Linked DNA regions of Mus musculus: all the other regions are linked to region 2. A link is a loop called in an ENCODE intact Hi-C map of the cell type or tissue named here. Cell type or tissue: heart. All regions are shown on one strand. Region 1 holds the start of Tmem247 (transmembrane protein 247). Region 2 overlaps Gm30421 (a long non-coding RNA gene). Region 3 holds the start of Rhoq (ras homolog family member Q). Region 4 overlaps Prkce (protein kinase C, epsilon). Region 5 holds the start of Socs5 (suppressor of cytokine signaling 5). Region 6 has its middle 7.0 kb from the start of Tmem247. Region 7 holds the start of Gm46587 (a long non-coding RNA gene).

The links. Hi-C counts contacts between places; a loop is a spot of excess contacts. Peaks named below come from ENCODE experiments on the same cell type or tissue, not always from the same donor. Only the 100,000 strongest peaks of a DNase experiment are listed, where the experiment ranks them.
Region 1: a loop joins it to region 2, with 7 times the contacts of the local background. A loop is called at or near these places in 32 of 42 quality-filtered maps.
Region 3: a loop joins it to region 2, with 7 times the contacts of the local background. A loop is called at or near these places in 12 of 42 quality-filtered maps.
Region 4: it touches region 2 in a loop (2.6-fold over the local background); 6 of 42 quality-filtered maps call a loop at or near these places.
Region 5: a loop joins it to region 2, with 2.0 times the contacts of the local background. A loop is called at or near these places in 14 of 42 quality-filtered maps.
Region 6: it touches region 2 in a loop (6-fold over the local background); 31 of 42 quality-filtered maps call a loop at or near these places.
Region 7: a loop joins it to region 2, with 3 times the contacts of the local background. A loop is called at or near these places in 22 of 42 quality-filtered maps.

The regions. Positions count from the first base shown.
Region 1 is chr17:86,916,659-86,920,658 of GRCm38, forward strand. It overlaps Tmem247 (transmembrane protein 247), which reads left to right and starts at 690. Exons shown (of 3, transcript NM_030104.1): 1 at 690-923; 2 at 1,593-1,928. The coding sequence starts at 807. In heart, a CTCF peak has its summit at 2,293 (motif pointing right); no DNase peak of the experiment used is centred here.
Region 2 is chr17:87,042,359-87,046,358 of GRCm38, forward strand. It overlaps Gm30421 (a long non-coding RNA gene), which reads right to left. Exons shown (of 3, transcript XR_877089.2): 3 at 1-3,830. Among named protein-coding and RNA genes, the nearest start is that of Gm30421, 6.5 kb to the right of the region's middle. In heart, no CTCF peak of the experiment used is centred here; a DNase peak (open chromatin) is centred at 2,253; H3K27me3 peaks cover 859 bases.
Region 3 is chr17:86,960,695-86,964,694 of GRCm38, forward strand. It overlaps Rhoq (ras homolog family member Q), which reads left to right and starts at 2,417. Exons shown (of 5, transcript NM_145491.2): 1 at 2,417-3,053; 2 at 3,606-3,664. The coding sequence starts at 2,912. LOC115488765 reads left to right here. Exons shown (of 3, transcript XM_030250169.1): 3 at 2,179-2,852. The coding sequence ends at 2,852. In heart, a CTCF peak has its summit at 1,808 (motif pointing right); DNase peaks (open chromatin) are centred at 747, 1,767, 2,467 and 3,677; H3K4me3 peaks cover 2,694 bases; H3K27ac peaks cover 3,508 bases.
Region 4 is chr17:86,482,988-86,486,987 of GRCm38, forward strand. The region is part of intron 6 of Prkce (protein kinase C, epsilon); the gene reads left to right. Among named protein-coding and RNA genes, the nearest start is that of Gm30284, 40 kb to the left of the region's middle. In heart, a CTCF peak has its summit at 1,512 (motif pointing right); a DNase peak (open chromatin) is centred at 1,534.
Region 5 is chr17:87,105,787-87,109,786 of GRCm38, forward strand. It overlaps Socs5 (suppressor of cytokine signaling 5), which reads left to right and starts at 1,893. Exons shown (of 3, transcript NM_019654.2): 1 at 1,893-2,261. It overlaps Gm30510 (a long non-coding RNA gene), which reads right to left and starts at 1,561. Exons shown (of 2, transcript XR_877091.1): 1 at 1,472-1,561. In heart, a CTCF peak has its summit at 2,042; DNase peaks (open chromatin) are centred at 325, 1,085 and 1,525; H3K4me3 peaks cover 2,802 bases; H3K27ac peaks cover 2,424 bases.
Region 6 is chr17:86,908,380-86,912,379 of GRCm38, forward strand. No RefSeq gene overlaps it. Among named protein-coding and RNA genes, the nearest start is that of Tmem247, 7.0 kb to the right of the region's middle. In heart, a CTCF peak has its summit at 1,560 (motif pointing right); no DNase peak of the experiment used is centred here; H3K27ac peaks cover 344 bases; H3K27me3 peaks cover 355 bases.
Region 7 is chr17:87,569,646-87,573,645 of GRCm38, forward strand. Gm46587 (a long non-coding RNA gene) reads right to left here and starts at 1,112. Exons shown (of 2, transcript XR_001782168.1): 1 at 378-1,112. In heart, a CTCF peak has its summit at 2,167; DNase peaks (open chromatin) are centred at 1,336 and 2,166; H3K4me3 peaks cover 855 bases; H3K27ac peaks cover 852 bases; H3K27me3 peaks cover 539 bases.

The DNA of each region.
Region 1 (4,000 bases), 130 kb before region 2:
AAACCAAGATAGAACGGAGAATGAGACTGTGGGCTTTTTCACCTCTATAACCTCTCGAGCTGATTCCCACGTTTCTTTCCTGTCACCTGTCACTCTGTTTCCCCAGGGGAACCAGCCCAAGGTTTGTCGCGCTGTGTCGGCACCGTCTTCCCTCTGGCTCATTGCTGCCCTCTGCTAAAGACACTCGTCACATTGGATTCAGACTGTTGTCGTGACATCATTTCAAGGCGGTCATTTCCATCAAGATCCCACCTTCAAATACAGCTACATTCTGAGGCATTGGGGTAAGACTTTAAGGTCGGGAGAGGAAACAAACTCACCCCAACATAAACTCACTCTATTTAAAGGAGAGCCCAGGAGAATGGGTTTCCACAGTTGGATTCCGGCACCATTAGGAGGCGCTCTGGTATTCACGAAGCCCTGTGGGTAAGAGCCCAGCCTTCACTGGGGGTAATTTTTTTATTACATATATTTATTTGGAGGTGTGTGCTGTACACACACACACCACAGCGTGCGTGTGGGCAATCAGTTCTCTTTTTCTACCGTGTAAGCCTCGGGGATTAAATTCGGGTTCTCAGACTTGCCGCAGGTGTCCACACCGCTGAACTATGTTGCTGCCCCTCCACCTTCTGTCCTCACCAAGACTCCTCAAAGGTGTCACAGCCTCTCCCAAAAGTGCCCTGGCAACTGGAATGTGGCCATTATGAGGATAGGGATTGTGATGGTGGTCAGAACCTGGTGAAGCCAAATGGTATTGTCTTAAAAGATGTCCTGTGGCCCTGGTCCGCAGCACGGTGGTTATCTGGATGGCGATGGAGGACAGGGAGGTGATGGAAGCCCGAGGGGCAGGAGAAAGCTGCCCCACACTCTCCAAGGTGGCCCCTGTTGACAGCATGCCTGAAGGCAAGCCAAAGGCCTCTTTGGTAAGAGGACCCCTCTCTTGATTTGCCCCATCCATCCCACTGGGGGTCAGGGGTAAGGGGCTCTAAGCCTTAGAGTCTGCTCACATGTGCTAGAAGATTCAGTTGACAAGAAGAACAGTGTCCCCTATATCCCTATAACTGGTTCCCAGCTGACACCGGGAACCAGAAAAACTTTACAGGATTGTAAGGTTGAGTGAAACTTTGTCTCTGTCTCTCATTTGAGGCCCTTACTTCCCTCTGTGGACAGGACACACACACACACACACACACACACACACACACACACACACACACACACACAAACAAACATATACATATATATGTGTTGCTTGGTTCTTTCAACACCTGGGCTTCTTCCTCACTCTGGAGCTCCTGAAAGATCTGTTGTCTGACAGTTAGGTGAAGGGTGGGGGATGGGAAAATGACCTCCAGGGTGATAAAGAGTAGACCTGAGCAGACACCTTCCTGATCCACCAATGCCTCACAACTTTTGGGCACTCGCCCTTCATGGGAGTTCACCTTCCCCTGTTATATACACTTCTAGCAAACACCCCGTCTAGGTAGTCTTTGCAACACACCCCAGGCTCCTGAAGCTCGGAGCAGAGGGTGTGGTTGTAGGGAGCCCCACACTGACTCCCCCATTATCACCCCACTTCTTCTCCATCCCAGGATGCAGAAGTCCCCAAACTAGAACTGCCTACCCTGGAAGAGAACGGGATCTGTGAGGACAGAGATTGTCCGGGGCCCCCTAGGTCATTGCCTCCAAAGTCCGGCCCAAACGCCAAGGGTCAGGCTGGCGATGGACCTGGACTGGAGTCCGTAGAGCTGCCCCTGCCCCTGGAGACAGAACACCGCAACGCGATGGAGCTGGAGAAGGTGCGCATGGAGTTTGAACTGACGCTCCTCAAGTACCTGCACCAGGAGAACGAGCGGCAGAGGCAGCATGAGGAAGTGATGGAGCAGCTGCAACAGCAGCAGCAGCAGCAGCAGGCTTTGCCTCACCAGGTAGCAGAGTGGGCTCTGGGCTGTGGCTGTACTGGCTTGGCTATGCATCTTGTCTGCTGGTCCCAGGTCTGGCTGAGAGGTGGTGAGCATCATGTAGCTGCCTCTACCCACTGGTGCCTGGATCGGTTTGCAGGATGGCCTGAGACCACTGCCCCTGTGATTAGCTTCCCTGCTATGTTAGATTCAAGCCTCTAAAGAGAGTTGAGAGTAGAAGATATCCTGAAACCACATCCTCTACCCAGAATCCCTTTTGATGGTCTCTTCGTGTCCAATACTCATACTATGACAGGCTTTCCGCCACTGTTTTTAAAAAGTTATTTTAAGATTTATTATATATAAATCTGTGTTCTGCCTGCATGTACACTTGCATGCCAGGAGAGGGCACCAGATTGTAGGTGGTTGTGAGCCATCATGTGGTTGCTGGGAACTGAACTGACCTCTGGAAGATCAGCCAACCCTCGTAACCTTGGAGCCATCTCTCCCTCCCCTTTCCAGTACTTTTATTTCTAAGATGTGCCAGTCGTTCCTGTCGCCTGACTATTGAATGATAACAGAAACCTATCCTTTTTTTATCCGTTTTCTCTGTTGGACACATGACCTTACTTATTAGAACCAACCAAAGCAACATTCTCTTTACAAGAAATAGATGCTCAGCCCCTACCATGCTACATGGAGACAAGAGTGCTCATCTGAGGGATGGGGTCTAGCTCAGTCTGCAGAGTACTTGAGTAGTATGCATGAAGCCCTGGGTTTGGTCTCCAGCATCAACTAAACATAAGTAGAGGCAGAATAATCAGTTCAAGGTGACATGGTAAGTTTGAGGCAAGACTGGGCTATGTGAGACCTTGTTTTAAAAGAAAAATTGGATGGAATGCCACCTGGGGTACTTAACACTGTGGCCAGACTATTCTAAACACCCTGTGATGAAAGATGTCACCACTTAAAAGAAGTGCCTCCTGGTCTCTGAAGTCATAGGTTCTGGGTAAAAAAACTCAGGCGCTAAGATTTTGTTTTTAAACCACTTAACCTTGAACACATTGCTACTCCCCCTCGAGCTTTGGTCTGCTCATCACTAAAGTAGAACCTGTCTCATGGGTCACTGTAAAGGATGAGAGAGGGAGTGCGTGGACGCTGCTCTTCAGTGGACCAGCACATGAGATAAGCGCTCAGTAATCGCTAGCTATTACCATTTTTATGAACTCACGCAGTTCACTGCTTGACCCGAGTGCAACGACTTCCATTCATCACTTCTCGGTCTCCTTGGGATATGATGCATCAGCCCCACTTCCCAGCTCTGAGTCAGCCTGGATTCTGAGAAGGTTGTCATGATCTCAGCTACGGCTGTAACTGTTGAGAAGGGTGTGACCTAAAGTTAAATCCCATTGCAGATCTCACTGCAGGTTATCAGCGGCTCCACCCATCAGTGCCGCACCGATACATTCTCTCCTGCTCACAGTTCTGCAGCATGCCCAAGAAACCTGTCCTGAGCCCTGTGTCGGGAGGCTTCCAAGAATAAGGAACTGCACTACCTGAATCATTTGTCTTATTGATTGGTCAATTCTTCAAAGAGAAGATAGGTTGGTCTGACAGGACTTGTCCTCCGTGAACACATGATGGCTTACTAATTATTCTTTCATAAGAAAAAAATTTTTTGTAAAAAAAAGCACAGATACCTGCTTACTATACATAAAAAAAAATCACTGAGCCAAGCCAAGCTTACTGAATTAGAACATCTGAAATATATTCTCCTTCTTCTAATATCTAGAAAACATTTGCCTTTCTCTAGAATACTCATACATTCCTGATACTTTCCAATTCTCCAAGTTCTTAGATTTTTGTCAGTGTCCAAGAAAAAAATTGAGCCATAAACTATTTAAATCAGGCATGGTATTTTTATTAGTTTGCCTGGTTGCTGCGACAGAGTCCCTGAAGAACGCAGCTTAAGGAAGAGTCAGTTTTGGCTCACAGTTCCAGGGGACAGTCGTCACAGCGGCAGGAGCAGCAGGCAGCTGCTGGTCACACTGCTTTAGTCACAGGCGCTCAGATAACTCAGTCCAGAACCCCAACCCACC
Region 2 (4,000 bases):
AAGACACCTAGATAGACACAGGAATCTGAATCGCGGGGAGTGATGCTGTACAGGGACCTGTCTACTCGGGGACCATGTTCCTCTGTTTAGAATTTTTTAGTGTCTTTAAATTTTACACCACACTGCCTTTCCAAAATGGGCTTACACAACGTTCATGAGTAGACAAGCAGGCAGGAGCCACAGGTAAGGACATAGGACAGTGTTCACCTCCACTAAGGTGTTAAGTCAGGTCCATCGAGTCAGGTCCATCGAGTGTGCTTGCTTCTTAGAAGATTCTCTCCAGCACAGCACACGTGGACTCCGTGTATCAACTCTCATGAATTCAGAATGGCGAATAAGGACAGCATAGGAGTTGGGGAGTGGCCGGAGGAGTCCTGATGTATGTGACATGTATAAATTACTGATCTCCAAAGAATTACAATAAGCCACTATTGAAATGAATACGTTATAGTCTCTTTAGTGATTAAAAAGTTAATCCTTTCGATTTTTTTTTCAAAGCCTACCTAGTTTCATGAAACTTTTTCAAATAGACATATACAAAAAAATGCTCCTGGGTAAGAACTTGCTTCTAGTTAATAATTTATCAGCCTATAGAAAATGGAGCCATTAGAAGCGTCTGTGAGGTTCCTTGTGAAGAAGAGCAGGAGCCCTGAGTATCTATCGAGTACAACTCCTTCATGAGCAAGACAAAAGTCCAAACTTAAAGTTAAAAATTAAATTACTACAATATTTTAGTATACTATGGTCCTCGGGAGTCTTTAAACATGTGAGGGTCACTCCGAGAGCTTGTTAAGATGCAGATTCTTGTTCAGGAGGTCTGGGTAGCACCCCACATTGCCCCCATGTTCTCAGCTGGGGTCAGTGCCTCTGATCTTTGGTTTGCACCTTGAGTAAAAACGGCATAATTTCCTTGCTGTCTTCCTGATGTGTTTTCTGGTCACCTCTGACTTTCACAGGACTCTTTCTGCCTTCTAGATTCATGGTGCTCTTGTGGTGTGTAGCATCTGCCTGGCACTGAGGTACCATTGTGTGTATATATATGTCTTTCCTGCACACATTTCATTATCACTGACCACATTGTAAACCCATCTGTTTGCTCAGCTCCGTGCGTGGACTCGTTATAGAATTTGGGCGTTATGCCTTGTGGCCCGAGTCAGGTCCTCAATGAGCAATTAAAACAGCTAAATTATTAAGTGGAAAGCAGAAAAAAGGGAGAGATTCCATGTGGCCACATTGGGAAGAGGAACAAAGAGATCCATCAAACCCTTCGAGTCTGTCTCTGGGGGCATGACATAAGGTCAAAATGTAAATAGAGGCCAAGGATGTGCACATCTAAGCAGTCTCAGTCAGGATGTGGTCCTGTCCACCACTGGTCCATCATTAGTTTCATCCCGCACTGTGTCTCTTTCCAGGAGAAAAGTTCCCCTTTTGGTAGCTGCCCTTCCTTCTCCCACCATGAGATTCCTAGGCAAGTTCCCATTTCTTTGGGATCCCTTGTTTCAGATGTCTGACAGATTGAGAGACACAGTATCTCTTTAGTGTATCTTCATGTCTGCCAGACCAGTTGTCACCTTAGTTGCTGAATGAATGAACTTAGTAGCTAGATGTTCATGAATGAAGTTAGTAGCTACTCATGATTGGTTAATACAGAGGGTTATATTCTCCTTTCACCAACTATGCTTAGGTCACTCACAAGCTCAAGAACGAAAGGTCTTGCCCAAGAAATACTGAGTCTATTCTGACTTGACTCCCCTCTTCTCTAAGTTGACTTTAGAAACCAAGGGCCGTGCAGAGACTTCTAACTGGGTCTCTGATAAAACACCAATCTCTTGTGAGAATATTTTTTAATAGAAGGAAGTATATTACTGGCTTATGAGACACTGTAATAGAAGCACTAGAATATGCTAGAAAGAACTCAGATATAGAAGACAACAGATTCAGGTCCGGAGTGTTATTTTCCTGCTGTGGGTTGTGTATTTTAAGAAAAGTTACTTCAAGTTGCTTGAAATGACTTTCCTCCCTTGTAAAGCGGGCAAACTTCTCCCGTGGCAGCTGTGAGAGCTACAGTACACATTGTAAATTGCCTAGCATGGCGCTCAGTGAAGACAGATGTTATAAACTCAGCAGAATCCCTTCCAAGCAGAATTGAAAATTGAACCTTTGCCTCCGGTCTGAAAAAGCCTGCGGGATAGCGCGCGTGAGAATCATCGCGCCATCTAGTGGCAGACTACATCTGAGCCTGCGGGATAGCTTGTGAAAGAAGCATTCGCGCCACCTAGTGGCTGACTACGTCTGAGGCGCACACCATCTTCTCCATGTACCCATGGGTGGTCATTTGATTAGTGTTGTTCAACAGACATTTGTAAATACCTGAGGGGTACCAGTCCCTGTTTTTGTTACTGAAGCTACAGCAGTGAACAAGATAGACATGGCCTTGCCTTTAGAAAGTTTGTCATCAAGTAGGGAAGACTGAACATAAACAATCGACAAATATAAATTCATTTTGTAAAAAGAAACATAAAGAGTGCGGGGTCCCATGAGTCTAAGGTAAAGCTTGCCTGGGGAAGTGACATTGAAAGAAGAGCAGATTGTGGCCACCTTAGGCATGGAGCAGTCACTCAGCAGCATCTCCCTGGACAGACAGACATAGCAACCCCACTGAGCTCAGGTGCCCAGTCTAGAACTGGGCCTCTCGTGTCCTCCATTGCATGCTGACTGCACCCTCTCCATGCAAGTCGAGTCCCACGAAGCACTGCTGATTTTTCATAGTATTATCATCTTGCCAACAAACTCACCCACGGTCCAAAAAATGACCCATGAGAGACGAGACTCAACGGCAGATCTTTCTCCCAGCAAAGTCCTCACTCTTTCCTCTATACAAGCTGTTCCCCCGTCACCCACCACGGCCAAACCCAGTTCTTTTTATTCTGTATGATACTGTAGAAAGAAGACCTTCAAAGGTGCCTGGGGAGAATGAAGATGTGAAGGGGCACTGATAGTGCAGTGGGCCACATGGGAGCGAGGAGAACTGGCTAGTCGCTCAACTCTGCATGACTAGAGAGTGAACCTCAGAGATCTGCCCCACTCCAGGACAGAGAGTATCTTTCGTTCTGCTCTCTATGCTCCTGTGATTGGAGATGTGTTGTAGATGATTCCAAAATTAAAATGATATGGGGGACCATTTGGAGGAAAGACATGCTTTCTCTGGAAACCCCTAGGAAAATGCAAAATGTGCTGCGCAGTGAGCACCAAAGCATCTCTGTGAAGAATGTAGGGTTGAGGCGTTTCCTGTTAACACAGGACTTTTGAATGATTGGCCCCAGATGGACTAGACAACTGGTCTCCCTAGCAGCAGGTCAGACTGGCTATTTGATGTACCTATTGAAATGGAGCCAAGACAGATACTGAGATCTGGGGTCCATCAGAAGGTTTAGTCATAGACCCCTGCAAAACAGATGGGGCAAACTTGGCACAGGTTCCTCTGTAAGAGTATGTTTGCGTTCAGAATCTGGGTTTCTTTTTTTAAAGTAGTTTTCTAAATTAGCATACCAGTTCCTACTCTGGGCATCATGGGCAGAGCCGGTTGGTCCCAGACCCAAGAGGGCTCAGCTGGAGCATAGACAGCACCATCAGGCCACCCTACACCAATCATCTTCACCTAAGTAACAGATGAGGAGTATTCCCTATCCCTAAGATGACATGCAACTATACTAGTTAATGCAGGTAGAGTGACCTGTCGGATTCAGGAAGTGTCACCCTGGCATTCTCAAGATGAGGAACGACTGTGCGGCTCTGGCTGGACCATGACTTCTGGAGGTCGGTCTCCCCATCTGTAAAGATATCAGAAGGGAGCGAGCAGAACAGCAAACAGGAGAGAACTGGAAAACAAGGCTTTAGTCTCAGAAATCAAAGTACCCGGCTATATTGAATGCAACCCTGAAGCTTTCCATTCGTGTATTTACCTACCTCATTTCAGTAAGTGCTCAGGAGCCAGGCCCCT
Region 3 (4,000 bases), 82 kb before region 2:
TCTGCGCTGCCCTTCCTCGGCCAGCATGCACTGTCTGCTTTCCCCAGGCCTCTTCCTATGACCTCAGAGCCCCAGGCCAATCATACCGTAACTTTGCAAATCCTTCCACAGCACACCCACAGCTATGCGCTGCTGCCTCCCCGGCTCCTCCAGAAGTCTGTTCTTTATTCCCTCCCACAGTACTGATTACATTATGTAGCAACTATCTGTTTTCCCATCAGCTCCTTCCCGCTCCCCCTCTAGTGACTGTGACTTGCCAGCTCGATGTCCCCTGCCCAGGAAGAAAGCCTGGCTTCTAGTCGACCTCAATTCATGCTTGTTAAGTGGAATATTGAATGAGGAGGAGGAAGGAAGGAGTAGAGGAAAAAGAGAAGGCGGCCTAGACGGGCTCACTGTTCTCACACAGACCTGTGTCTGTTTCAGTGTTCACAGTTCAAACAAAAGGAAAAGAGCAGAGGCCTCTGGGATGCCCAGAAACAAAGTTGTTTCCTGTGCCCGAGTCCTTGACATTTGAGAACTGTTTTTGGTTTTGTTCTGTTTTACCACTTGGGCATTCTCTTTTTTGCCCATGGGAAACTGAGGGTCTTGCAGAGGTCTAACTATTCCAGTTGAAGAGTGCATGGACTGTCAAGGCAGTGTTCTAGAGTGGGCCCGCCCCGCCCCCACATCCACCAGGTGTGACTGTCCCCAGAGCTCTAATATTCTTGGCAGTCTGTCTGGCATCACTGTGGGCCAAGGGAATGAGGTCACTGTCGCCAATGAAGTCACCACCACATGATTCATCCCACATCAGTCCCCAACTCGGAGTGTACTCTGAGAGTCTCAGAGCTTCTCACAAGCCATCCAGGACCCGGGGTCCCTGTAAGATGAGCTCACATTTTTTTTTTTTTTTAAAGCAGAAAACAGGCCTAGAGAAAGGCAGCCAGCCATGCTACTAACTTGTGGTGCTTGGACCAAGTTCAGCTTTCCGGCAGAGCTGGCTCCTACAGCTCTTTAACCTTTCCACATTTCCTCCTTTCAGAATACTAGTCTTCGCAAACACAGCCAGAGCTAATGGTGATGCAAGCAGCAAACCTTGCTCTCTTCTCCTTCACGGGAAAGTGTCAAGACCTGACTTCAAGATAGTGTGGTGCCTTTCCTAACCTTTCAGAATGTATGAAGTAACTTTCAGATTTATTAGTGTAGTCAATGCAAGTACCTCCACTCGAATGCAATGGACAGGGTATGGAGAGATGTTCCCCTACGTTCACAAGGAACGTTAAATACTATTTGAAATCTTCCTGGTCGAATTGAAATCAGGATTATGACTTGAAAACTGGCGTCCAGGGTTCGTGGAAGTGAAATGAGGGCATCACAGTAGGCATCTCCCCAGGTGGCCCTTGAACACCGGGAGTGACAGGGAACCTTTTGGTAACCACTTCACTGGTCCCAGTTTCCCCCACCTAAATCCCGGGGGCAAGGGTATGAGTGACCCACGCACCTCTCAACACAGCATTTTCTACCACTATGAATTGGTGAGAGGAAAGGACTTCCCTGTCAGCAAGCTTGGGGGTAGGCTGCGGTGTGGGGTCAGTCAGCGCAGAGTGAGCCTTCGAACCAAGACCGTACATTTAAAGCAGCACTCGGCCACACAACTAACTGGCCCTGGCCAGACAAGTGTTTCCGGACTTGCCAGACAGAGGCGCAGGGTTGGTCCTGAATCACTGGCCAAGTCTCAGAGCGCGAGGCTACATCATACCTCAGGGATCACAATTGAATACTTTTGGAGAGACGCTTGGAAGCGAAAGGAAGCCTCGGACGATGTCGCCTCCAGGGGGAGCACAAATAACATCTGTGGTCTCCTGACAAGGGCTCGCCCCTTTGTGGCTGGTTGGGGGTGCAATATGCTGCATCTCTTAGTCACCGATTTCATAGAAAATGACTCAAGCTCGTGCTGCGAAAAGCGTGGGGTAGTGATGCTGAGGAGCAAGCAATAAGCCAGAAGTCTCAGTTTTCCAGTTCCGAGACCCACCACCCTCCCAGCCTCCGCACACCTTTCTAATTATTGTTATTAATTATATTTATAACCCTCTTGGCCGCTGTTCCTGATTTCTAGTTGCGTGGAGCACTTGCAGGCCGACGAGATGGCTCCTGCCTTCCAGGCAGAATTTAAATATACACATCTGTATAATGTTGCAGAATTGCGTCACCGTGGAAGTCGTCGTGATTCCCCGAAAGGCCTTCACGTCTCCTCCGGGCACCGGGGCCTGCGGACGCTTCCGGGCTTTGGCCGCACTTTCGCGAGGAGCCCTGGGCTCCTTCCTAGCGGCTGCCCAAGAGCCCCTCCCCCAGCCCCCATCCTCCCGGATACAGGGCGCCTCCTCCTCGGCCTCCGCGCCCGACTCCCAGGGAGTCAAGCTTGGGTGAGCGGCAGGAGCGCACGGCGGGCGCGGGCGCGGGGCGCGCCGCACTCCGGAGCCGCCCGGACCGCCCTCCCCCACCCCCCTTCACCGGCCCAGGAGGGCGGGGGCCGGAGCGGCGCGGGGCGGGCAGAGCCGCCTGGCCCCTCCCCTCCGCCGCCCTCCCCAAAGTTGCCGACTCCCCTGGGGCCGGACGGTCTTATGATCCGGCGGATCCTCCTGGGGAGGCCGGGCCGGGGAGCGGGTTCGGGCGCCGAGCGGCGGGGCCAGCAGGCGGGCGCGGCGAGCCGGGCCAGGGCGGGGAGCGGGGCAGAGATCGAAGCGGCGGCGGCTGCGCCCCGGGCCCGCCGCACCTTCTCCTCCGGTCAGGGGAACCGCTGCATGGGGCCGGGAGGGCGGCCCTGCTGCGCCGAGCGGCGGCGACGGCGGACCCCCCAAGCGGGCTGGGGCTGAGCCCGGGGCCAGGGCGGGGGCTCCGGGGGGACCATGCCCCGAGGCCGGCCGGCCGCAGCATGGCTCACGGGCCCGGCGCGCTGATGCTGAAGTGCGTGGTGGTCGGCGACGGGGCGGTGGGCAAGACGTGCCTGCTCATGAGCTATGCCAACGACGCCTTCCCCGAGGAGTACGTGCCCACTGTCTTCGACCACTACGCAGGTACGCCTCTGCCCTGCTGACTAAGGGGCTGATCCCCGGCTGGGAACTTTGGAGCAACTTTGGCTGAGCCCCCTGGCTTGCCTCCCCTGAGCGTGCTCCCCTCCCCCGCCGTGCCCTCTGCCTGGCGGCTTCACCCCCCCCCCCAAGCTGTGCCTCTGGTCACCCCACCCCTCGCAGCAACTCCCACCCCATTCCTATCTCCCCCTTCGCCCCGTCTCCCACACTTTTCAGTCCCCTGAGCGCCCTTCTTGACCTTCCAGCTGCCTCTTCCCTTACTGCCCGAAACCCCTGTAGGGGAAACATCTGGGAACACTAGTAGACGTGGCTACAGGGTTTGGGGGGGGGGGGGAGTGGATGGCAGGGGCCACATTACACCTATATCTCATGCAACTTGGCAGTGAAGTGGACTCGGATAAAAGGGGAATGTTGTCTCCTGGGGAGCACCCACATGCTTCCCAGTATTTGGGAAAGGAGGTTACTGTGGGGAGCCAAAGTGCTAGATCTCAGATCACTGTGAGCTTCTCTCCCCACCCCCCACTTCTGTCCTTGCAGTCAGCGTCACCGTGGGGGGCAAGCAGTACCTCTTGGGACTCTATGACACAGCTGGACAGGTGAGTGTTTTGGCTTCTGGCCGGTTCCCTTACCCCCATCTCTCGCCAATTCTGTGTGGCTGTGGAGGGCCTTTGGAAACTGAGGTGTCTAGGTGGGAGGGTGTGTTTTGGGGGGGGGGGCTGCCTCAAGATCAGGTTGGTTTTTTTTTTCTTAAGTCAGCAAATTAAGGAAACAAACCCAAAAGAAAACGCAGACCAGCGTGAACCCCGCGATGTGAAAAGTTTTTGACTGTATGGGTCTTTACGTGTGTTGCCTGGTGAGTGGGTCCCAACTCCTGTTGCAAAGTGGCAGCAGCCAATGGTAAAGCGTTCTTATTTTTAGTTGCTGATGACCAG
Region 4 (4,000 bases), 560 kb before region 2:
TGGAGAGTGGTTTTAAATTAGGTTTTGTTTTCTGTCCTGATTATATGAATACATAATAACCATCTTTTAATAAATGCCATATAAGGAAATAAGCGGGGTATGGACACACTGATCACTGAAGGGATGTTGCCAAGACATTGTAAATCATGGTTGCTGTAAAAAATAAAGGAGAATAACAACGTTAAAGCAGGCGAGTTCACGGTCTGGAGTGACTAGACCAGCCATGAAGATAAGGGCACGCTCTGTGGAAGAGCAGCTGTGGGAGGAAGGCCAGGGCTGGGGACAAAATGGCAAATTTGACCTGGGGATGGGTTGTTTAGCTTGAGGGAGCCATCATGCTGCTGGCCATTCTTGCTGGGTCGGCTTAGCATTTCCAATGATTGGTAGGAGTAGCTGTAAAGAAGATGTTACCCTCAGCCTGGGGGTCGCAGGTGTGAGGAGAGGAGAGTCAAGGATGGACCGTTAGGGCCTGAGATGGTGATGCTCGAATAAGCTGCAAAGGTCACAGGTAGGAAGGACCACATGGGTAGGAGGGAAGCAGTAAAGATTGGTGGGAATACACCCCCACCCCCAAGCACTGTGTGAGAGCAGGGACAGTGGAAACCAGCAGTGAATATGCGTTTAAGATTTTATCCAAGTCCAGTGGTGGCACACGCCTTTAGTCCCTCAGGAGGCAGAGGCAGGCCCATCTCCGTGAACTCAAAGCCAGCCTAGATCTATAAAGCGAGTTCCATGACAGCCAGGGCTACACAGAGAAACGCCCCGTCTCTCTCTCTCTCTCTCTCTCTCTCTCTCTCTCTCTCTCTCTCTCTCTCTCTTTCTCTCTCTCTCTCTCTCTCTCTCTCTCTCTCTCTCTCTCTCTCTCTCTCTCACACACACACACACACACAACAGTTGCAGAGCATAATACAGACTGTGCAGGTCCCTGTGCCCAAATCCCAGACTGGTCTAGCATGGCCCTGCTGCTGCAGCCCCACCTGCACATTTTGGGTGCTCAGCTCAACAGGAATACAAGCTAGGTGACAGAGTGATAGTGGCTCTTTAAAACGAATAAGAGCCCCACCAAGGCAAAGTGACTTGTTTACTTGGGCATATTTTCATCTTTAAGAATCCAGTGCAAATGAATTGTTATCAGGCAGTTCAGGGCTGAGTGAGGTGCAGTTTGGTATTTCCTCATAGTCCTCTGTGTGTGTGTGTGTGTGTGTGTGTGTGTGTTGCTTCATGTGAATGTCACTCAGGTTTCATTAGGTCACAAATGGCACACTCACTTCATGTTTGGGTCTGTGGCTTCCTGGTGTCACCACAGCCTCCAGGAGCCTGTGCTCTCAATGGGTACCTCAGTCACCCACTACCCCTATGCCCAGCCAGCTTTGTCCCAGGACTAGGCTTCTCAAAGTCCTTTCTCTGCCGCTTCCTCAAGTTGTCTGAGGCAAAGTCCTCTTTAAAACCACCAGTTCACTAGCCTACCAAGCCAAATCCATCCTGGGGAAAGACAGATCTGACGTTTAAACACCAGAGGGCGCCCCAGTGAAACTGAACAGGCAAGTTAGTTGCTCTTGGGCAAGGGAGAGTTGTCCAGTATTGTTGGGCAGGCAGGACAGAGAGTTGGGTGTTGCTGATTTGCTGATGGGGGAGGGGTGGAAAGCCAAACAGAGGCAAAGTGTTTGCCTGGACTATGTGTTCTGCCTGAGCATGCTCAGACCTTCCTAGTGATACCTGGTCCAGACCCAGAAGGCTATGGTAGAGTTTTCTTGTTTGCTTGTGTAACTGAGAAAACTTCTCTTCCGCACATTCCCACACTGCCTTCATCCTGAGACATCCATTCAGCTGGAGCCTCTATGCTGTGCCCAGTCCAGACCAGTGGTCACACTCATGCGGCAAGAAGGAAGTCTGGCCTCGCCTACTTTGTTTGATACAAGCAGTTTCTTATTTGCTTTATTGACCATAGATTGTAGGGACGTTTGGGTCTCCTAGCAAAGCAGAGCAGAAATGTAGAGTCCCCCATAGATCCCTGTCCCCCACACATGCATAGACCCCACCATAAGTGTTCCACACCAGAGTGATCCACTGGTTAACACTGGTGGACCTGTGCCAACATGCTACCATCGTGCGAAGTCCGCAGTTTACATTGAGGCTTATGGTGGGCATCAGAAGACAGTTCTACAGTAACATGCATCTGGCAGTGTGGCATGGAAGGCAGTCCCCTGTGTCGGAGGATTATGAAAACAGCTGCCGAAAACATTCATGGGCAGGTTTTTGGTGTAGAAGTAAATTTTCAACTGATTTTAGTATAAGGAGAACCACCAGATGTATACTTGCTGGATTCTGTGGTAAAGAGAACTTTTTCAGGGTTAGCGGCACCTGAGTTGTCTAATAGCTAAAATGGCAGTGCTGTTCTTGCTCCACCCTTGAACTAGCAGTGAACGAGGGTTTTATATCTTACATCTTGACCAGTATTGGATTGGATATTTACAGTGTTTTAGATTTTGTGTGTTTTAATATTAATAGAATATTAATAGAATGGTGTAGTAGTATCATGCTCTCTCTCTCTCTCTCTCTCTCTCTCTCTCTCTCTCTCTCTCTCTCTTTTTCTCTCTCCCTCCCCCCTTCCTTCCTGGTGAACAAAACCAAACAGCTCTTTCTCACTTGACTTTGCATTTATAATCCAATTGATTTTGATGCATTTTTTAAATCTTATCCTTATCCTGGATGTAATTTGTACATTTTTCTAGTTTCTTAGACGCTTAGTTTCTAGCTGCTTAGGTGACTTAGGGACGTTTTCTTTCTAATACATTCACATTGTGTGCTATAAAGGTCCCTCTAAGCATGCTTTGGCTGCATCTCATCGAATTTGATAAAGCTGTCCCTTCCATATCAATCGGCTTTCCCCTGGGAGTCTCCCTTTGCCTTCCTCGTTAGTTGGCAGTATGTTGCCTGAGATTCTCCAGTTACCCTTCTGTTACCGACTTCTAGTTCCACACCGCTGTGGTCTGAAATCAGACATCCTGTAAATGCTGCACAATTATTTGGAATAAGATGTAGACGTACAGCTTTCACAGTCCTACAAAGAGACCTCCGCTGAACTGGAGCTCAGGCCTGGAGCAAGACTCCAGCCCAACTCCAGCCTGACTCCAGCCCGGTGTCTGCTTCTTGGAGTTCCCCATGTTTCCTTGGTGATTTTATTTCATGGAGCTTTTGCCACCATGATAACTCCAGCCTCAGACCCACTGTAGGCACGGCCTAGCCCTGGTTCTAAAGCCCGCTGACCATCTGGAAGCGCTGGACCATTCCTGACTTTACCGGCCTAGCACCCAACATACTTATAGCCCCAGATCTGGAGCACAGTAATAGAGGCCTCTATGGCAACCGCTGCTCATGAACAGCTACCCCTCGTACTGTAGCTCCTGGATCCAATTGCAACCATGTACGCCTCATCGGATGGTCTGTTGCAGGCTAGGATGTAAAGTCACAACAGTTCTAAAACAGTTTGATTTTTATGGCATTTTATGGTCCAGCATGTGGTGTGTACAAAGGGACATTTCTGTGTGCTGCAGACAGTGTGTGTCTTTCTGTTGGATGAAAGTCAGTGGACTCAGGTCTATCCATGTTATTGATATAGCTGCAGCATTTAACCATGACCTTGGGGATTTTCTGTCTTCAAGTCTTTTCCTGTCTGGTAGAGGAGTATTGACGTCTCTGAATCTAATAGTGAGGCCATCCAGTTTTGTTTTGTTTTGTTTTGTTTTTTTCTTTTTCTTTTTTTAATCAGGTACATTTTGACATTCTCTTGCTAGGTGCATACGCACCAGGGATTTTATCTCCTTGGTGAGCCAGCTCGTTTATCACTATACACTTCCCCTCTTTTAATACAATGGCTATGCTTGTTCTAAAACTATCTGTATCCGGTTAATATACTGTGATACAAAGAAGCAGATTCTCTCTAAAACCCTCAAGGAAGTGGCAGGAGATATGGCCAAGAGCTCCCTTGGATACTGGAAAC
Region 5 (4,000 bases), 63 kb after region 2:
CCCACTAGCCTCTCTGTCTTTTAAAGGGTACACCACCTTCATGCCAAGGACCAAGAGTAATTCATAGGCCTGTGAAGAACATCCCAGGTCCAAATTATAGCAGATAGGGAGATGCTGGAGCAGTAAGAAAGTGGAGAGAGGCTTGTTCTCTGGTTCCAAGAGCTCTGGAGAGAAAGCTAATGTGGTACTGTAAAACAATACAAGGAACAGAGGAGGAGAAGGCTTGGGGAAGTTCGGAAAGTATGGGTTCCAATGTGGAACTTACTCCAATAGACAAGTAGAGCGGCTAAAAGCTGCTTAGGAATGCAGATCTGGCCCTCACTGACCGGACGCCGGACGTCCATCCGTGATTCTATCTGAATGGCTAGATCATCTCCTGTGCACTGTGTGCCTTCCAAATAAGAGGGCTGAGGGCCAGAACCTGCTACTCTCAAGGAGTCAAAGAGAACAGACAGTTGAAAAATAACTGAGAAAGCAATCTGAGGGTGTACAATGTTAAGAAAGGTAGGGTGGGGCTGAAAAGAGTCTAAGAAAAGCCTTCAAGAAAAAGGTAGTCTGCCGGTCCCACTGCAAAGCATTAAAGACTAAAGGTGGTCAAAAATCTCAATATTCAGCAGGTTGAAGTAGGAGCACCATTACCTAGAAGACAGCTTGGGCTACATATTGCGTTCCAAATCATGCTAGGCTATACAGTGAGACTGTTTCAAACAAACCGGACTAAGGTGTGTGTGACCCTATGTGTATGCCGCTGATAGAAGGACCACTTTGGGGAGATACGCAGGGGGAACAGACTACTGTATTTGAATCATGAAGTAAACAAGTCTTTTTGTCTGAGCACCGGAAAGTAGTATGTCTAAGAAGTGGCCAGTTAGCTTACGAGTGGTAACCACGGTTCTACACTTGATCTTAGCCAAAAGGCCAAGAAGCGGTGGTAACCACGGTTCTAAAGGGGCAGCTGAGGAGTCTCGCGGGTATCACAACCCCCCATTCACTTCTCTGTCCTTGCTGTCATTTCCACGGCCGGGGCGATCCACATAAAATGCAAGCAAAGAGAGGAAGCGACAACACCCCTCCCCTCGTGTATGACTCATCTTCGTGGCAGCTGAGAGCCTGGATAGGAAGAGTTGAATTCAATGAGGTGCCCGGTTTCCCGTTGAATATTGGAATTCAGTGACTCGGATGGCTCCATGCTGAAGGGAGCTAGGGAGACTCATTCACATTTTTTTCCTACCCGGCACTCGCAACCTCCATTCAGCATTTTCCCCTTGGTCTCCCTAACGGAGCCCAAAGGAACAAAGCTACTCCCCACCCGCACCTCGGGTTGACCTTCCACCCGAGCGCCCACCCCTAGCCCGTTCCACGGCCACGTGACCCTCTCCAGCCTCCTAGCCTCCCGGGCCTCTCCCCCTCCCCTCCAGTCCGAGCCCGCTTGGCCCCGCCCACCCCGCCCACGTGTCAGCCTCTCTCCCACCTGACTGGCTCCTCCCTCTTCGGCCGAACCCGGCCGCTTGTCTCAGCTGCCCGACTCCAAAATGGCAGCCGCGCACAGCACGCACCAGCGCGGCCGGACCTCCTTAACTCGCCGGCCTCCCCTCTTTAGCTCCCAGCCTCCCTCCTCCGGCCTTCACCTACCCGCCTCTGGATTGGCCGCCGGGAGTCCCGCCCACCTGGAGCCCCGCCTGCCATTGGTCACGGTAGGCTGCCCTTCAGAGAGGCGTGGCCCAGCCCGCCCCCCACCCCGGGAGGTATTTTCCATTCCGGTGGGGGGCTGGGGGGGCGGGGGGAGGGGAGAGGGTGACGAGGGGGAGGCGGCCGGGAAGGGGTGGGGGCTGGCGGGGGCATCCGGCCGAGCTGGGGTCCCCGGGCTCCGTCCGGAGGAAGCGAGGCTGCGCCGCCGGCCCGGCAGGAGCGGAGGACGGGACGCGCGGGCGGTCGCGCTCGCCCTGTCGCTGACTGCGCTGCCCCGGCCCATCCTTGCCTGGCCGCAGGTGCCCTGGATGAGGCCGCCGCGCGTGTCCCGGCCGCTGAGTGTCCCCCGCGGTCGCCCGGCGCCTGCCCTCAAGCGGCCGCCTCTCCTTGCCCGGGTCCCCGTTTTCCCCCGGCGCAGTCCTCCTCCGGTGGGCGCCTCCGCACCTCGGCGCAGGCGGCACGGCCCTCGGGCCGGGATGGATCCGCCGGGAAGAGGAAGACAAGCCGGGGCGTTGAGCCCCTGCGCACGGTGCCGCCGCGCGTAGTGGGAGCTTACTCGCAGTAGGCTCTCGGTACGTCTCGGAGGAATTGCTTTTCGGTGGGAGTCGGGACACCTAAGGGGAAGAAGGGGTCGTCTGGGGCCGATAGGAGGGCATTCGTCATCGGGGTCGTGGTGGGTCGAGACTGGGTGGGGGAGGTCGTCGGTGCCCACTGCCAAGGGTAGAGGGGGTCCAGGCAGGTCACCTAAGAGCTCCATAGCTCCGACCTGAGGGTCCTCAAGGGCGACGATAAAAGGTCTACCGGGACGTGAAGGAAGGACCGGGGAGCGTGGATGCGGGAAAAGACTGGAGCATCTCTGGGGGGTTTAACCTGGGGTGGTTATTACAGGATGCGGAGGCGGCCGCAAGGAAGACCCCGCTCCAAGTCCTTGAGCTTTTAATAAATGGTTCTTTGGTGCTGGGACTTGGGCATTCGAGTAGCTGAAGCGGAGTGAGTTTGTGGAGAGGGAGTTGCATTGACAGAAGGATGCTGAGGAACAACGTGAATACCCTTGGTTTGGTTCTCAACTTTGAAGGCTATGGGGGTCAGCCACGAGCTTTTGGCATTTTTTTATTTTGGTGTTCCAAGCAAAAGGTGGCTGGCTGCTGGACTTCGTCAGTGATTCCTTATTTTAAATTGTATGTATATATTTGATGGGGTTGGGCAGTTACCAGTTCTCCTGGACATTCTTCCAACTACACCTTGACATTCTTACAGCAGCTTCTCATCTACACCGGAGGCCTGCTCCTTTCAAAGTTAACACTAGGCTAGACTGTCCTATTACGATTTACTGACATTTATCCTAGAAGACGATTAAGTCATGCTTGCTTTTAACTGTTTCTTTACAGGGCCGTGTAAAATTGAACTGCATGTTCTATAGAAGTTTAAAAATGGTTTCTCTTTAAGGAATGAAATGAAAAAGATGCTGGTGTTAGAAGGCTCTGCTAAAATGAGCTCGAGTGTTCTAACAGTTGGGAATTTAGTCAAATGCGTACTTTAATCTTAATAGTCTCTCGGATTCATAGTCCCTTTTTGAAATCGGCCTAGCAACGGAAGGAAGACACAGCAGGAAGCGGTGACTGTTGTCTGGAGTTCACCTTTGTGATTGTCCTGCAGGGATGTTACCTTTTTCATGTCTGTGGACTAGAAAGAGTAAGCTGAGAATTGCACAGCTAGTCTGTAGTCTCCTGTTAAACTCACACCTGTATTACTAATTTCATACATTTGTTGAGTTTCCTATGGCTTACAAAATGAAAACTCACTTGATTAGGGAGTCCTTAACATTTAGGGGGAAAAAAAATCTGAAGGCTACTTTGCTGGCTAATTAAAACATTTCTGCAAAAAAGTGCTAATATTTTTAATGGTTCTTCCCAGTTCTTGAAAAAGTAGTGGTTAATTATATATTTTTCTTCTTATTGTCCTTGAATTTTACCGTTTGTCCTTAGGGAGAATGTACTGGCATACAAAACAGCAGCTTAAAATATTGAAACATAACACCTTTTGACATTATAATGGCTTCTGCATGATTCACCTTGAGAATCATCTCTGGCGAGCCAGCAGTGGTGGGCTTTCCCTTCCTCTTCAGTTGGGAGTGGGCTGGCTGTCTCCTATTGTGGGCCTACAGCAAAACAGTTTACTGGCTGTGAAGTAATGGTGATAACTTTCACAAAAAGAGAATGAGAGGCCGATGAGTCATTTCTTTCCGAGCTGGAAGAGTAGAAGGTAGAGATGGTTATCCTGTGGATCGGGAATCGAGGCCCAGAGCTTCTGA
Region 6 (4,000 bases), 130 kb before region 2:
TTAAACTCCTGTCGACACAGGTCAACCCCTGCACTCATGCCCCTCTTGGAAATGTGAGCCTTTGTGTATCTGTTTGAGACAGGCTCTTGAGTAGCCAGGCTGGTTCCAACCAAAGTCACTGGACAGATCAGCCTTTGCCCGCCCCTTTCAAGCAGTGGAATTCTAGGCTTGCCCTGCCATGCTTGGCTAACACAAGCCGCTTGATCCCTCCAGCAAGCAAAGGCATGTAAAACCAGCCCGAGGACACTCCGTTCAGAGCTGTCTGGGGCTTGTCGTTTAAGCTGGTGGACAATTGTCTTGGGACACAAGCATCCATCTGGGAAGGCGTCCTCTAACCCCAAGCATCATCTCCCCACCCACCCCCTTCCAACTCTACCTCTACAGCTAAATGCCAGCGTTTGGCTCAGGAAGCCTCAGTTCAGTGTAAAGACAAATATACATGGTGAGTGTTGTGCCCGCGTTGTTATCGGCCGGTTCTGTGTCTGTGTGTTTCAGTTAACACTGGATCTCCTTCTGGGTTACAACTCTAGCCAGCACCTTGGATTTCCTAGCAAGGACGTCAGAGCTGGATGTGAGTTGGGCAATCTAAAGGACAGGACAGGGCCAGAGCTTGCGGAGAAGAAACACAGGCTGAGCGCTTTCACTATTGCCAAACTCAGGTTCCAGGGGGTCTTAGAAAAATCCAAACAGGCATGGGATGACAGCGCCTTACCATTCCATCTTTCTGTCTGGTTAGCTTCTGGAGATGCTGATCCATCCAGGGCCCTCTAAGCTACCTGCAGCACTGAAGGGCACAGGTGGGCCTTGGACTACATTCAGTCTAATATCACCCCCCACACACACAACCCCACCACACCAACTCTGGGAACCCAGCACACTTGCTACCCCAATTCAAGCCCCGTGTGCCTGTGCTTCTCCCGTGTTATCCTTAAGCCCCATATCCCCTTGTCCTGACTCCTTTCTATTTTTCCTTCACTTCAGTCCCCAGCTCTTACCCCTCCAAGTCCTCGTAGGGCCACACACACTCTACTCACAACCCAAAGTGAGGCCAGGCACATACAGCCACGGCTCAGCATGCCTCCTGGAAGGTCGTGTGGGCAATGTGGTGATACCCGTGGGCCTTCATGGTTGTTCCTAACTTGTCATATGTGAGCCGGACGGCAGTTGTCTTCGCTTTGAGAACGAGCTTTCATGGTTCCATGTGCTGACCTAGACAGAGGACCTCAACATGTGGCTAGAAGACGCCTCCATGGCCATACTCCACACGCCATATTCCTGGGGCAGCCACTGACTGCTTCCCACTGGTGGCCCTCATGTCAATGCCCTTCAATCCACTTCGGCCTGTTGGTCCAGCCCCCAGGTGCTCCCAGTGGCAGCCTCTGTGTCTCCTCCTCACAGACCTCCACAAACCCACAGGCTTGGATTGCCATCAGAAGTTCTCTGGAGCTGAAACCCTTCCCCGAGGGTCTGTGGGTTCAGGGAGTGGCCCGATCATTCTGCAGAAAGACAAGAATCCCTGGAAAATCTGAGCCACCGCTCAACAAGGGCAGGCCACGAGAGGGCAGAATTGGCCCACATGGCCACAGAGAAGGGGAAACTTAGAGAACAAAGATGGAGTGTTCTTGACGGGAGCCTGTGTAGATGCACATGAGAGAAGGAGGGCATCCGATAAGATGTCGAGGAAGCTTTAGAGAGACGCTCCCTCCATTACTTGGTGACTCTAGGTCAGCAACAGAACCAAGAAAGCCCATTCCCAAAGGCCAGTGAAGAGTGGGCTTACAACTGCAGTCTGGCTCACGAGTGACGAGTTAGAAACAACAATGAAGGCCCTCGGGAAACACCACAGGCTCTGCCACATTGCCCACGTGGTTCCCAGGGTGCTCTTGGCCTGGCTGATGGGTGGCAGTGCTGTACTGTGCACAGCCTTTCCCGCTGTGCTTGACAGTTCTGTCCTCTAATCCTAAGCAAGTAAGTGGGGCAGTTGGCCACCAAGAGTTACTGTGCGCTCAAGCTGGAGGGCATCCAGACCCTTCTGCCTGCAAGTGGTGAGATCCAGGATGCCAGCCTGACCCAGGCCCAGGATCTTTCTTGGAACATCCCTCCTTCAGAAGCCCCAACCTGGCTAAAACACATGGGGGCCTTCACTCGGGTTTCTCAGGGGCCCCCCATAAATGAGTTCTGCTATCACAGACCCAGTATATAAAAAGTAACTGGGGTCATATAAGTATATGCCGGGGTAAAACAGTGTTATTAAATTATGGAAAGTTCCTTTAAACAAGCCAGACCTTAATCCCAGCACTCAAAGAAGATGAGGCAGGGGAATCATGCTTGTGAATAGCCTGAATCATATAGTGATACATACACGCACACACAGATAGATAGATAAATAGATAGATAGATAGATAGATAGATAGATAGATAGATAGATAGAGAACTGAGAAGACAATACTATCAATAAAATTGTTGTTAGGCAAGCATAAGGCCCTGAGTTCATATCTCCACCCTCACACCAGCCCCACACACATGTAAAAAGTCACCTAGGTATCCTGTGCCCATAATCACAGTGGTGGGGGAAATAAGGACAGAAGGGTTTCTGTGTCTGCTAACCAGCTAGACTTACTGAATTGGTAAACTCTAGGTTCAGTGAAAGTCCCTGTCTCAAAAGGAAAGAAAGAAAGAGGGGGAGAGGGAGGGAGGGAGAGAGAGAGAGAGAAAGAGAGAGAGAGAAAGGACACTCTACATTGACCTTTGATCTCTACACACACATGTGTACACACAAACAAACAAAAGCAAGTTTCTTTAAACAGCAAAGTTCACACACCAGTCCCTGTCGCCTGGGGTTTTTAAAACAGAAGTGAATTGCTAAGATGGGTTTCTGCCATCTTCTGCTCGCTCACCCACAGTAAGCCCACAGTGAGGTGAGAAGCTAAAGGCAGAACACGGTTAAGAAGTGGCACCTCTGGTTCTCTCTGGGGTGTCCAGGCTTTGGGGTGACCCTTTCTTTGGTCGGCTGACCATGTCACATTCACTGGTCAGAAGGGAGCCAGTATTCTAGCAGGGTGCCTGGCTAAACAGTCCCTTTAGTGGCCTTTGCAAGAGCATGACTGTCTAATGCAGCTAGTGAAAAGAAACAACCGTTTTATCAGGAACAGCCAGAGATACTCCAGGAGGGCTTTGAGAGGGCAGGGGTGTGCTCAGGGAGCAGGAAGAAGTCATGACATGCTCCCCCGCCCCCAGTGCTGTGATCCTTGCAATTTCTCTGACAGGATCATAGGTGTGGAAGGGTTTTGGTGTCTTCTTAAAGGCAGGCAGGGAGGCAGGCCGTGTTGAAAGGGAACTTACCTTTCACTGTTCCTCCTGTAACCTGAAGCTAACAACTGAACCTGTAACCTGTAACCTGTAACCTGTAACCTGTAACCCTGCGCAGCTTCTCTTGCCCGATGGCGTGGCTGTCCTCAGAGGGTGCAGCCGAGCCATTGCTGGATGGGAGCTTTCTAGCTCTAGCATACCTTCCTTTCTGAGCAAATGCCAAACACCTCGCCCACTCCAGAGCTTCAGCAGCAACCTTGTGGCCAGTCCCCAGCTGAGGTTTTCAGCGGTGCCTTCATGCCGGGTTCATCATCTCCTAGGCAACTTCCCAGTGTTGACATTCCCAAAAAAACAGCTAGGCTTGACCCACTTGACCTTGACCTTAGTGAGCTTTAGACCATCCAGTGACTCTAGTGCTCCTGGGTGTGCATGTGTGTATGTGTGCGTGCATACATGGGTGCGTGCATGTGTAGTGAGCATATGTGTGTGCATTCATGTGTGTGTGTGTACATATGTGTATGTGAATATATGGGGAGTGTGTGTGTATGTATGGGGAGTGTGTGTGTGTATATATATATGCATGTGTGTGTGTAGGTATGGTGAGCGTGTGTGTGTGTGTGTGTGTGTGTGTGTGTGTGTGTGATTTGCATTGAAACCAGAGGTTAATGTCCAGTGTCTTTCTCAGTCACTC
Region 7 (4,000 bases), 530 kb after region 2:
CTAGGGCTATTACCTAGCATGACCCAAGGCTGGGATCTCAAGGTGTTGACAGAAGACCCAGAGGTCTCACCTTATTAGACCTTGCAGAGTGACCTCGGAAGTCTATCTCTGGTGTGAATAGTCACAATCAGGTTCCCTGTGGAACAAGAGACATGGTGCCCAAGACCGCTCACTGTGAATGACACACACTCAGAAAATAATGCCCCTGAACAAGGTAAAGGTGAGAATCAGATGCATGTGACATGCCCACGGGGTTTAAAGGACATCTGATAACTTTAAGTCCTCAAGAACAGAGACTGCTGTCAAACCCTCTGATGACCGAAGTGCCCCAGTCGTGAGTCTAGAATAGGCAAATGTTTAGTGAGCAGAAAATTTACCTAGTATGCAAATCCCAAGCAGGTAGGTTGGGTGTGGCAGCAGATAGGGAAAATCTGGAACCCCTGGTGTGACTGAGAGGGCGTTGGAGTCAGGAGAGTCCCAGCCACGGGCAGAGTTCATGCTTGCCCGACTTCCCTGGAACAGGCTGAGCTCCAAGCTCCCGGCCGCTCTAGTCTGGAGTATCTGGAATGGGAAAGCACCACATAGTTTCTGCCTAATCGCTATTTACTCTCCTGGGGTTTCAGAGAAAGGGTGAATCAGGGAGCTGGGAAGAAAGGGTAGGACAACCGCGCTTGGGGTTCAGAGCCGCAGCAGTGTTGTATAGATTTTCTTGTCTGAGCATGGTCAACCCAACCAGTCCTCAGCCCGCAAAATCAGCTGCTGTCCATTGCGCTGGGGCCTTGCCTTGTCTGAGTCCTGCAGTTTGAAACAGCAGGTTCCACATCCGAGAAAAGGGAGTCTTGGGCCCTGTTTCTGCTGTGCTTCCTCGTGCTCTGGACAATGCCGAGTCAAATCATAGGACCCTGGAATGACCGGCCCGTACTCCCCGCTTCCCTGTCTATGCCAATCATGATCGACCAGCTAGCGTTCTAAAGATGCTACTGCAGGCCCAACGTTAGCGTCAACCTGTGGAGACAACCAGATGATCATAACTCTGTGGCCAGTGGCGAGCATCCAGAGTTTACAGGGTATTTATCCACTTTTCAGGGATGTGAGAGGAATAAAGTCTAGGAAACGGCTTCTTCTGCATCAGCTTGAGTGACGTAATAATGTCCCTGTTTGCTGTGCCTGGAAGTATTTGCCCAAGGATAACAGCACTGTGTAGAACATGCTGCCACGTGGACTGCCCTTTGTAGGTCGTACAAGCATGAGGGAAGGGAAGACAAGGAACACTACGAGTCCCTTGCTGTGTGCCAGCTGTACGTTGGTGGCTCCATCTCGCTAACAGCCGGTGTGGGACAGCAGCATCCTCCATCTCTGGGATGGGCTGCAGGTCCAAGAAGTGCTGAAGAGCTGTGGCCCAGGTGCTTGCCAGCCAATGGGGAAGCAGAGAAGCGACAAAGCCGGTTGGGGGAGGGAGCTTAGGAGTGCAACTTTCCCCCCTGGAAGCTACAGGAGCCATTGAACGGCTGTGGCCTGTGGCGAAATGGCTCCTGTAGCGAAAGGCATTGGAGCAGATGCTCCAGACAGCCCTCCAGCAGCTGTGCAAGCCGTGACATAATGAAAACCAGAGAGCGTCGTCCGGAAGGGCATACCTCTGTCCTTGCTCATACAGAAGAGAGGTCTCTGGGCTCCAGGCTGGCAGTTCAATAACCCATTTTACAATTTTAGATCCAAGCCAGTGGCCCCCAGTTTTAATTTAGATTATTGAAAGATGGTAAATTGGGCCAGGCGAGTGAGAGGCACTAGCGGCGTGGGCACAGCGCTGGCAAGCTGCTGCTAGGATGAGTTCAGTCATGACATTGAGGTCGGGAGAGCAGATCTAAGTCTGAATTTAGCTCGGCCGTTCACTCACTGGTCATGAGTCACTGGAAACATCATCTAATCGCTCTCGTGTGCTTTTATTTCACCATTGGAATATGTTTCATAGCGAGACAGTGTCTCATAGAACCAGAAACAACGAAAGAAATGCCTCACCGCCCCTCTCTTGTATGATCGTTGCCTACTGTTTATATAAGCCGGCACATTCTTGCCGTTCAGTAAATGCTAGGCAAGAGTCATCCTGTGAGCCTGATTGCATCACCGGCATGGCATCATCTGGTTGTCCCCTGTGGAGCAATACTGCCGCTCAGTGGATGAATGTGGGATGGCAGGTAGCAAAATGTTTCTGCCCCACCCTTCATTCCACAAGGACAGGGAAACTCCGAGCCTGCTCAGGAGGCTGTTTTGTCCCTGATACTAAAACAAAAACAAAAACAAAAAACCCTTCAATCCCTGTGAGTTTTGAACCTTGAGCTAAAGAAAGAACACCACTTATTTATTTATTTATTTATTTATTTTTAAATTTTTGAGATAGGTCTCACAATACAGGTCGGTCCATCTGGCTTTAAACACTCAATCCTCCTGCCCCCGCTTCCAAAATGCTGGAATTAGAGATGTGTGCCAAAACTTGTGGTGAAATCACAATCTTAACTAGTCTGGGAACAACTTTCTAGACTTGGCCATGTCCTGCAGTGCCCCCTGCCCCATGTGCCACTAACAAGAACCTCTGAGAGGTTGAACATGAAATGACAAGAACCAGGCATTCTAAAGCAAACACAGAAGAGAGGTATAGGACAAGCACTGCTAAGAAACGTTGGTGGGAACCATCAGGTCTCAGTTGGAACACAATAACCAGAGAAGAGAGCAACAACAACAACAAAAAAAAAGCCCACCAACTATCTACCTGGGGGCGGAGGAGGGAGGGCATTAGCCTTTAATGCTAGCACTCAGGAGGCAGAGGCAAGTGGATCTCTGAGTCTGAGGGCCATCCTGGTCTACAGAGTGATTTCCCAGACAGCCAGGGCCACACAGAAAAGCCCTGTCTTAAAACAACAACCAAAGCCAGGCTGTGGTGGCGCACGCCTTTAATCCCAGCACTTGGGAGGCAGAGGCCAGCCTGGTCTACAGAGTGAGTTCCAGGACAGCCAGGGCTACAGAGAGAAACCCTGTCTCAGAAAAACAAACAAACAAACAAACAAACAAAACAAAAACAACAACCAAGCATAAAACAAAAGAAATAAGAAGGGAGAAAAGGATATTAACAAAATCACCTAAGGATATATTGCAGTCTGCAGGAAGGGCCTGAAGTTGAGGTTACAGGTGCTAGCCCCACCCAGGACTAGATAAGCCACAGTCCTTGGTGCTTCCGGAGGCCCTGGTCTCTATGGTTCCCAAAAGTGGGGGCAGCAGAGGGCCCACAAGGATAGGACACCACAAACTATCTTTGAGCAAACTGGAGTAGTACATAAAAACCACAGGGCAAGGATGAAGACAAGAGCTCGGCCAGTAAAGGCTCTTGTCGCCTGAGGACCAGCGTTAGACACCATAACCCACATGGGGAACAGAGGGGGACCAACCAAGTCCTGCCAGGTGCCCTCTGACTTCACACGTGTACTACTTCACGCACATATGCACACACATGTACACATGCAATTAGTAAATGTAATTTTAAATAAGCATCGTGTATTGTTTTTAGCGTTCTTGTTTGAGATGAAACTTTAGGAAAACACTGCTTCTGTAGGCAATTTTGACTTCTTCAGTTGTGTTAAGGTTTCTTCTCTCTCTCTATCTTTCTCTTTATTTCTTTTCTTCCTTTTTTTGAGAAAAATGAGTCAAATTATTTGTTCATTTCTTGTATCTGAAGTTCCTTTCTATAACATCTTTGATCTGAGATTCTTTGCCACAGTCTTTCACCCCGGCACAATTGCCACCAACCGCTTTACAGAGTCCCCACCCCCCCACCCCAATCAGTTTTACAGAGGCCTACCCATTCCTCTTGTCTCTTGGTGACATTGACCTTAATTAGGTTGGCTTGGTGCTTGGCGCACCATCTTGACATATGTAGGCTCATTGGATGCGAGCACACAGAGAAGGGGCTGGCGATGGTTAAAGGGTTTTGGCAGCTTTGAGGATTTCACAC